Linked DNA regions of Homo sapiens: region 1 is linked to region 2. A link is a contact called in ENCODE Hi-C data. All regions are on one chromosome and are shown on one strand. The core of a region is the stretch at or near the end of the contact, and the rest is flanking DNA. Distances in the headings are between cores, read along the strand shown.

Region 1 (4,811 bases), core at 835-3,334, 1.9 Mb after region 2:
TGATGTGGGCCTCCTCAGGCTGGGCTCGCCCTGGGTTGGGGTTCAAAATGGGTTTAGGAGGTCAGTCATGGCCTCTGCCCCGGGCGCTGTGGCTGAGCCTGAAGTCTGAAGTCTGTCTTCCTGACTTTTGTGTCCCAGGCCCATTTGGGGATGCACAGTCTGGCCAGGGTGTGTGTTCAGTTGCTGCCTCTGCCCCGTGCTGGGGTGAAACCACGTTCCCCTGTTGTTAGCTGGGACTCCCCAGATGAGTGACCTCAGTAACCCTGCCCCTCCTTCCTGCTGCACACCCTTCCGAAGACCCCTGCCTGGTCCAGGAAAGGGGCCCTGCCTGTCTTGCCTTGCTCCTGCCTTGGCAGCCATGTGGACCCTTCTGCAGCACTTTGTGGTCCCGGGGCAGACCTCGAAGCCCCACAGTCCTCACCGTGCTGGGCTCACAGGGAGATGCAGCTTGGTCCTGGAGCCTGGGAAATTGGGCACCTGGGGTCTCAGTGAGCCACCAGCCCTCTGCTCTGCTGCTCTTTCCTCTCAGCTGCCCCTATGGCTGATGCGTGGAGTGCGGCTGTCCCAGCCATGCAGCCTGGGGGCAGGCGGGGCCTGTCCGGTGATGTCTGTCTTGCACTCTGGAGAGCACGGGAAAGTCTCCAAGTTGTGGTGTGTTTCCACATAGCCCTGGGAGGCTGTTTATTCTGGGTCTCCTGCTGAGGGAGGTGGAGGACCCTTCACTGGGAAAGAACCAGGTGGTCTCTCTCCAAACCACCAGCCTTCCAGGCCTTCCCCTTAGTACCCTCCTCTTATCTGTGGAGCCCGGCGCCGGCGTTAGGTGATCTTTGCTCTCCGCTCTCCCAGGCTTCACCTTCACCAACTGGAAAACGAGGGAGGAGAATCAGAGCCGGTTTTCCTGAATCACCATTTCTGCTGTAGAATAGAATAGAATAGTGGTTCAGGCTCAATGAAAAGAAAGTGTTATTGGAGCCTAGTGAGCCTCTGCTGCCAGGGAGGGCTGCCAGCCTGAAGCCTGTTTTCTCTTTGGAAGGAGTATCAGAGCAATGTTAGACATGTTACAGAAACAGCAGCACCCCACTTGACGGGTCCTGGTGACTTTCCTGTTATGGGAGAACCTGGGGCCCCGATAGTCCCATGATGTGATCTGTGTTAGTGATTGTGCCATCCGTGTGCCCCCTCCCCTCCCTGGGGGCCACATGAAGCCCCCTTCCATCTCCCCATGTTTCTCTGTTTGGGTATTTCTCTCCGGTAGCCGAATCTACTGGGGTTTATTTGGCATTGGGGTTCCAGTCCTGTCATGACAGGGCTCCGGCCAGGGGCTCATTTTAGGAGGCTGCCCCATCTCGGGGAGCTGGGGAGGCGTCCCTGTATGTGGGCTTCTGTGTGTCAGGTTTGGGGTCTCCTGCCTAGTGGCCATGGTGGGGACTTGGGTATTTACAGAGCTCCTGTTGGTGTGGGCGTGTGCTGGCTGGGAGGGAAGACACCAGGGACTGGCTGGGTGGCCTGGTCACCCCCTGCCTGAGTTCCTGCCTCCTCCCCTGCAAGGCGGCCCAAGAGGCTGCTGCCTGGCCTCTTTAGGGGTAAGGAGACTGTCTCTGCAGAAAGCCCGGGGCAGCAGGGACAGTGTTGGGGTGTGTGGCAGAGCATCCCTGCTCCGACAGAAATTGACAGTGAATTGAGGGAGAGAAGCTGTGGCCGGGTTTAGTGAGTAACAGGCAGAAGGCAGAGGGTGCTCGCTGGGAAGCAGCGTCTCTTGCCTGGCTTGGAGATGGTCATCTGCTGGGCGCCTCCGAGGCCAAGTGGACCACTCACAGTGCTTTCGAAGGCCTCTGGTTTGGGCATCCCACAGGCTGGCTTGGGGTCTCTTTGGCACCACGGTGGGTTTAGATCTGCCTTTTCTTTGCCTTTTGGTGGCACAGCAATGGTCCTGAAAAATACTGCTTGTAAAGGAGTAAAAGTTCAAGTCTTCCACCGTCAGGTGTGGCTGGGGGGTCTGAGAGGAGGCCTGGATCTCCCAAGGGGACAGTTATGTGAACAGAGTGTCACAGGCCTAACCCAGCCCAGCGGGTGGGGCCCAGGCCAGCCTGTCACCTGCTTGGAGCCCTTGGCTGCTGGGGATATGTAATAGTTTAACTTGAGAACTTAGAGGCAGGTCACTCAGACTCTTAGAGACAGAGGTGGCGCAAGAAAATGTGGGTTTCGCCGGGCGCGCTGGCTCACGCCTGTAATCCCAACACTTTGGGAGGCCGAGGCGGGCAGATCACCTGAGGTCGGGAATTCAAGACCAGCCTGACCAACATGGAGAAATCCCCACGTCTACTAAAAATACAAAAAATTAGCCGGGCGTGTTGGCGCATGTCTGTCATCCCAGCTACTTGGGAGGCTGGGGCAGGAGAATCGCTTGAACCCGGGAGGCAGAGGTTGGGGTGAGCTGAGATCGCGCCATTGCACTCCAGCCTGGGCAACAAGAGCGAAACTCCATCTCAAAAAAAAAAAAAAAAAGAAAGAAAGAAAAAAGAAAATGCGTGTTTCCCTAATTGGAGAAAGCCCTGTTGTTTTGCCTTTGGTATCTCGGCATGTGGCAGAGGCCTGGGCGGACACTTTGGGCTGGTAATTCGCCACTAATGACAGTCCCGTCTACAGGGCTACTGTTCTGATTGTTTGGTGTTTGAGTTATAACCTAGGGTTGTGATTATGTTTAAGCCCAGTGATTAAAGTCCCCTGTGGTTACACAGGAAAGGCAGGAAGTACCGGCCTATCAAAAACATTAATAATAGTAATAGAAATCACTCATTCTGCACAGCAGGCCTGCGCTGAGTGTTTCACACGAATTGTCTCAACCAAGTCTGCAGAGCACACAGCTTCACCCCATTTTACAGATGAGGAAACTGAGGCACCGGGAGGCAGTGCCACTTGCCTAAGTCCCCAGTTCGTTCCCGAGCAGAGCTGGGATTTGCACGTGGGTGGCTTTGCCCCCAAGGCTATGCTCATAAACATTGCAGCCTTTCTGCCTTCCTGATAACCCTCCTCTAAGGGGGGTTTTGTGAGAGAAATATCAGCAATAAACTCAAAGTCATGATGAGACTTCTCTTTTTGCTGTCAAATGTGCAGTAAATAGCAAGATTCGGACAGCATGTCCTGCTCAGGGCCAGACAGCCCTCTAAGCATGAGACATGATTTATTTTCGTACCAACTGGAGGTAGGTGCTCTTGTTAGCTGCATTTCACGCAGGAGGAAGCCCTGGCACAGAGCCACAGGTTGCTGCGTGGTAGAGGTGGGTTTGGACCAATGGGCTGTGCTTCTAACCTAAGCCCCATATGCACGGGGGTTGGGCGGAGAGCGTGCTTGATCTTGCTGCTGTGTGTTCTTGGGCAAGACACCTAACCTCTCTGGGCCTCAGTTTGGTCACCTGTAAACGAAGGCCTTGGCCTAGGGTATAGAAGCCAGAGCTTGAGAGCTGGCTCTGGCCTGAGATGGCCGCGTCTGCACCACCTCCCACAGGGAGGCCCAGGTGGGTGGAGAGGCCTGGCTGCCACTTCCCTAGAGGAAGCAGGTCTACTGAGGAGCAGTGCTGGGGCCTTGGCTGGGGCTGGGTGGGGCTGGGTGTGGAGGCCATGGGTGGTCGAGGAGTGAGGGCTTCTGGGATGCACTTTGCAGTGGCCGAGTCACTGCCCTCTGTGAAGTGAGGTCCAAGGAGGCAGAGCGTGGGGCTGCTGGGAAACCGTGAAGCTTTGTGCTTGGTGAATTGTTACTTGTCCCTGGGGAACAGGAGGGACAAGAGACTCTGCTTGGGACTCTGTGCCACCAAACTCCCGAGAAGCTGCAGTGGGAGAAGCTGAATGCTGGGCAGCGGGCGGTTAGGAGGCTCCAGGAAACGGCTCAGCCTCTCTTGGTGGGTTCCCCTGCCGGCCGTTCCTGGGACCTCTCTGCTCCACGTCCCCCCTCCAGGGAGGCCTCCCATGAGTGCCCCAGCTGTGCCTCTGCTGTCACTGCTCTCCTCTTCCTGAGGTTCTTGTTTGTCTACTGTTTACCACGCTTCCCTTCTAGAAGGTGGGCTCCTGAAGTTAGGGGTCTCTGCTCATGTCCAGCGACCTGGAGCGGCACCTCATTATGCCTGGTATCCTGGGACCCTGGCTCGGGTCTGAGCTGGGCTGTGGAGTTGGGTAGGGCCAGGAGCCAGGCTGGGAGTGAATTTGTTTGTTCCTCACTCTTGGTGTTGACCTTGGCCACCTGGCTGAGGTGTGTTTGTCAGCGTCTTTATTGAGGTGTAATTCACACATCATACAACACACTCATTGAAAGTGCACAGTTCACGGACTTCTAGTACATTCACCAAGTTGTGCAGCCATCACCACAATCGAAACCCAAACAGGAACCTGGGCCTTCTAGACACTTTAGGCACTCCCTGGACCCTTCCTCCCTGCCTGTGGTGACCACCTTTCTCTCTCTTTTGTCTTTTGAGATGGAGTTTCGCTCTTGTTGCCCAGGCTGGAGTGCAATGGTGCGATCTCAGCTCACCACAACCTCCGCCTCCCGGGTTCAAGCGATTCTCCTACCTCAGCCTCCCAAGTAGCTGGGGTGACAGACATGCACCACCATGCCTGGCTAATTTTGTATTTTTAGTAGAGATGGAGTTTCACCATGTTGGTCAGGCTGGTCTCGAATTCCTGACCTTAGGTGATCCATTCGCTTCGGTCTCTCAAAGTGCTGGGATTACAGGTGTGAGCCACCACACCCAGCCAACTCTATTTTTAAAAAACTGTTTTAGATTTATAGAGAAATTGCAGAGATAATACAGAGTTTCCCAA
Region 2 (5,195 bases), core at 1,936-4,435:
TGAGTCCCAGGGGGACACCTGTGCCTTGTGTAGCTGTGCAGAGGGTGCTGTGGGGCTCACGGAGGGCTGAGGCAGGAGATGATGTGGGCAAACTGCCCTGTTCAGAGGTCCCTGTGGCCACAGCCTGGAGGGCAGGCAGGAGGAGGAAGCCCAGCCACAGGGAGGCCAATGTGGAAGGGATGCTGTGGCCAGAGCCGTGGCCTGAGAGCACAGTGGCTGGAGGGAGGAGCCGGCAACAGTAGGAATCTGCAGGGCCTGGGAGACAGCACAGAGGGAACCTGCTCCACGCGGCCATGGACCTGCCTCACCACTGGCCCACTGAGTTACAAGGGGCGTGGCCAGCAGAGCTGAGATGTCCTCAGGAGAGGAGCCAGCCCAATGAGGCAGGGAGGCCTGCATGCTAGGGTCAAGGTTAGCCACACTCCCTTGCTCTGCTGGCCCCAAAGCTGAGAGGACCCTCCAGGGAGGCCTCTGGCCACAGTGCCGGGCAGATTATGGGAAGGCAGTGTCACGGTCACTGAGCTCAGGTGAATTTCCTCCTTACGTGTACTCTAATACAGGGGATGCCATAGGCAGACGGTGGAGAGAATGGGGGGAGGAGGAAGGGGATGGGGAGGAGGCCCATCCAGGCCCCAGCCAGAGCTCTTCATCCACCTTCCACCGTGGCTGTCAGCTGCCTGGACATAGCCTCTGGTGCTGGGCTCTGGATTCCACCATGTCCCCGCTGGCCTCTCTGTGCCCATAGGTGAAATGAAGACCCCCTGCGCCTCACACTCTGCCTTCTCACAGAGCAATTATGAAAGCCTGGTGAAGACATGGAGGCCGGCACGGGGTGACTGATTTGGCCAAGGTCAGATTTGAATCCGGCACTTAGCTCAGGCCTGGCCCATAGGAGGTTCTCAAGAAACACTTGAGTTAAAAGGAGGCTGCAGATGGCTCTCTCGACACGGGAATGTCGCAGAGACAATCATGGTACCTGGCGTGTGGCCAGAGCTGAGTAGCTGCTAAGCCATGTTATAATTACAGGAGTCACCTAAGGAAATTGCCGCTCTCATTCTGCAGGGCCGCCCAAGGCCTCTCTGAGCCCACTAGGGAATGTGCCCACTGTAGCGGGAGGTCTGGACAGTACTGTCCTCTAAACGCAGATGTGTGTGTGGTGGGGCAGGGCTACAGAGAAGACTTTGGTGGATTAGGTTACTCCAAGAAGGGTTTTGCAGGATGAATAGGAGTTGGCCAACCAGACCAGGCTTAAGGGAAGATCATCCCAAAATAAGTGAAGGGTGAGCATGTGGACATGAACTGAGCCTGACTTCCAAGGACAGAGCCTTCCACCAGGAAGCTGGCCTCTGCTCCCATTCACTCAGGAGGTTTCAAGGAGGCCCCTGGGTCCCCTGCCTCTCCTCTCAGACCCTGGGAGCTGATTGCTCAGGCTGCCTGCAAGAAGCTGGGAGCTTCTAACTGCATGGCCACCCTCTGGCCTTATCCCTGCAGTGAAGCCCTGGAGAGCCCCTTCCTGTCATCTGCCCCTTGAGTCTGGGGAAATCCAAGTGGGCCAAGCCAGTGCTTGGGGAGCGACAGAGTTTGTAGTCGAGATAGCCACCCACCTTGAGGGCCACCTGGCAGCCCCAGCTCCTGAGGAAGAGGCTTCTTGCCTTGGCCCCCACCCCATCTGCCACCCACACCCAGAACCACAAGACAGAGGGCCCAGACCTAGGTTACTCAAAACCAGAAACTGCCGAGAAGATCTGAATGAGGAGCCCCCTTGGGGCCAGGGCCAGGTGGCTGGGCAAAGCCTTCCTCCCACGCCCAGCACCCCGAAGGAGGGCAGGGGCTGGGGGGAGCCAGCCAGGAGACTGTGTCCACCCTCCCAGGCCACCCTGCCTTAGGCCCCAACAAAGGGCAACTCATAGACCCTTGGGGACCTCTGAATCAGGTCCTCTGATTGGCCTCAGATCCAGTCCCTCTGGGGTCCCAAGCCCTGGCTGCAGAGTCACCCCCTCTCTCCTCCCCATGGCTCATTAGCTACATCCTAAGCCTCAGTCTCCCCATCAGTAAGATGAGAAGCCTACTCGCGAGCCACCCGGGGAATGGAAGCAGCTTCCACGGATGAACAACTGTGTCCACCCCTGTCATCCTTGATAGGGTTCATGGATGGCTGAAGAGGGGCCAGCCCAATCCTTTGTCAGAAGCCCTAGCCCAGGAACAGGGGCTGGGCCCCTCGCAGGGGTTGGTTTCATTGGCTTTGACTGCAGCGACAGGTAGGGTGTGTCCCCCGGACTGGGTGGGGGTGTCGAAACCAGGACTTCCAGAATTGATTGAGGGTCCAGGAGGGCCCGGGCCAGAGGGGTGGGCTGAGGAGGGGCCTGGGGCTTTTCAGTTAAACAAGCCACCTGTGGCCACCCCAGCCCCCACCCCAGTGCCCACAGAGCCTGAGCTGTGAGCCCAGTGAGGCCAGGAGCTGGAAGCCAGTCTGATCCAGCCTCGAGAGTGGTAGAAAATGTGCTGGTGATGGCCAGGCGCGGTGGCTTATACCTGTAATCCCGGCACTTTGGGAGGCCGAGGTAGGTGGATCACCTGAGGTCAGGAGTTCAAGACCAGCCTGGCCAACATGGTGAAACCCTGTCTCTACCAAAAAAAATACAAAAATTAGCTGGGCGTGGTGGCGGCAGCTGAGTAGTTCCAGCTACTCAGGAGGCTGAAGCAGGAAAATCACTTGAACCTGGGAGGTGGAGGTTGCAGTGAGCCGAGATCGCGCCATTGTACTCCAGCCTGGGCAACAGAGCGAGACTCAAAAGAAAATGTCCTGGGGATGATGGGGAAGGGGCAAAGAGCACTGGGGACCAGGGTCAGGATGCCTGAGGGTCACCTCCTACCCGCGGTCCAACTGCCTGTGCTGCCTGGTGTTGCCCAGCTTGCACCCGCCCCCAGCTCTCTGCCCAGGGCACTGTTGTGAGGTTAGGGGCAGACAGCGGGTGTGGGTGCAGAGCACAGGGCCGGGCTGATGTCAGCGTCCACAGTAGGGGAGCAGCCCCTTCCTGTCGCTCTGGTCTGTGCTCCACTTGGCCGTGCTGGGTGAGGTCATCCTTCCAGGCCCTGGTGAAATGTCATCTCTGGAGGCTCAGGCGTCCTCCCTCCTGGGGATTCTGGAGCCTCCCTTTACTGCCCTCTTGTGGCTCTCAGGGGAAGGGAAGTGGCAGCCCGGGACTCAGGGCCCGGCACGAAGTAGGCGCTCCTGGTGGCCGCTGGGGTTACTGACCGTGGGAAGCGTGTAGCTCCAGAGTCACAGCTGGGCTCTGATTTCAGCCCTTCCACTCACTCACCCTACAACCCGGGCAAGTCAGCTTTCCCTCGGAGCCTCTGGTTCCTCTTCTGAAAAATGTGGGTGGAAATTCTGGCCTGTAGGTCTGCCCCAGGTCGGAGGGTAGATGGGTACGCAGTGCCAGCACCCAGTAGGGCCTCCGTGAGTGAGCATGTGTCCTTTACCCCATGCACTGGGACAGTCCTGCTCTGCTGGTGACCCTACATATCCCACTCCTGTGCAAGGCCTCAGTCTCACCATCTGTAAAATGGACAGTGGAGACTAGAATGGACAGAGCAAGACCCCATCTCAAAACAAACAAACAAAAAACGATTTCTCCTCTGTCTGGAATAGAGCCATGTGTATTTAATCAGAAAAATGTTTTCCCTCCTCCACCCCAAATCTGTGGATGCTCCATAGAGAAGGGCCATGCTTATCCCTCAGTTTCTCCTTAAGGTGGGAGCCTTGCGCTTTCAGAGAAGCCAGTGAAAGCCACACCCCTCTCGCCAGTGAAAGCCACACCCCTCTCCCCAGTGAAAGCCACACCCTCTCCCCAGTGAAAGCCACACCCCTCTCCCCAGTGAAAGCCACAAGCTCTCCCCAGTGAAAGGCACACTCACAGCCACCGTGACTCTGCCAGGCGTGGGCTGTGGTGCCTGACACCCTCTCAGACATGCCCAGGCACATGCTGGAGTTGCTCAGAACTTCTACACAGAATCCCAAGCACCAAGGGTGGGGCTGGAATCAAAGCCGAGATACGTGATGCCCCTTCCGCCTAACTTTGTCCCCTTCTAACCCAGATAGTGCCCAGAAAGATGGTTCCACTTGCAGGCCCTGTGCCCAGGGCCCTGGCTTCCGTGGTACCATCCTTTCTCCCTGGGGGAGCACCGTGATGATGCCACACATCAGAAGTTCCCCTATTGGGGCCCGGCATGGTGGCTCACGTCTGTAATCCCAGCACTCTGGGAGGCCAAGGCAGGCAAATCCCCTGAGGTCAGGAGTGAGAGCAGGCTGGCCAACATGGTGAAACCCCGTTTCTACTAAAAGTACAAACATTAGCCAGGTGTGGTAACACACACCTGTAATCTCAGCTACTTGGAGGCTGAGGCACAAGAATCCTTGAACCCAGGAGAGAGAGGTTGCAGTGAGCTGAGATCGCACCACTGCACTCCAGCCTGGGCGACAGAGTGAGACTGTCTCAAAACAAAAAGAAAAGAAAAAGAAGTTCCCCTATTGGGCACCTGGCTTTCACAACATCTTGTTCTATTCTTGTGTTTTTGTTGTTGTTGTTGTTGTTGATTTTTTTGAGACAGGGACTCGCTCTGTCGCCCAGGCTGGGGTGCAGTGGCATTAACTCGGCTCACTGCAACGTGTGCCTCCCGGGATCAAAAGCTTCTCCTGCCTCAGCCTCCCGAGTAGCTGGGATTACAGGTATGTGCCACCACGCCTGGCTAATTTTTTTTATTTGTTTGTTTTGTTTTGAGATGGAGTCTCGCTCTGTCGCCCAGGCTAGAGTGCAGTGGCTCGATCTTGGCTCACTCACTGCAACCTCCACCTCCCAGCTTCAAGCGATTCTCCTGCCTCAGCCTCCTGAGTAGCTGGGATTACAGGTGTACACCACCACGCCCAGCTAATTTTTGTATTTTTAGTAGAGATGGGGTTTCACAATGTTGGTCAGGCTGGTCTTGAACTCCTGACTTCATGATCCGCCTGCCTTGGCCTCCCAAAGTAATTTTTGTATTTTTAATAGAGACTGGGTTTTGCCATGCTGGCCAGGCAGGTCTTGAACTCCTGATCTCATGATCTGCCCACCTCGACCTCCCAAAATGCTGGGATTACAGGCATGAACTACCACACCCGGCAAATACGATATTTGATTCCTTCTTTTACATCTTTA

Evidence for each region. A loop is a pair of places that touch in the nucleus more often than their neighbours do. Pooled maps may share reads with other maps.
Region 1: a loop to region 2 is called in a pooled map, with 4 times the contacts of the local background. The contact joins two enhancer-like sites. A Hi-C loop is called at or near these places in 2 of 37 single-sample maps with no recorded cell type and 2 of 50 pooled maps.

The regions. Positions count from the first base shown.
Region 1 is chr22:46,578,480-46,583,290 of GRCh38, forward strand. It overlaps a transcript of GRAMD4 not described here. Among named protein-coding and RNA genes, the nearest start is that of LINC02925, 39 kb to the left of the region's middle. RefSeq lists enhancers at 3,369-3,448, 4,167-4,266, 4,803-4,811. Within about 2 kb of position 2,085, at least 10 of the 41 ENCODE cell types and tissues checked have a DNase peak (open chromatin) inside an H3K27ac peak, as active enhancers do.
Region 2 is chr22:44,681,751-44,686,945 of GRCh38, forward strand. It overlaps a transcript of PRR5 not described here. Among named protein-coding and RNA genes, the nearest start is that of PRR5, 18 kb to the right of the region's middle. RefSeq lists enhancers at 2,361-2,900, 3,877-4,196, 4,077-4,577. Within about 2 kb of position 3,186, at least 9 of the 41 ENCODE cell types and tissues checked have a DNase peak (open chromatin) inside an H3K27ac peak, as active enhancers do.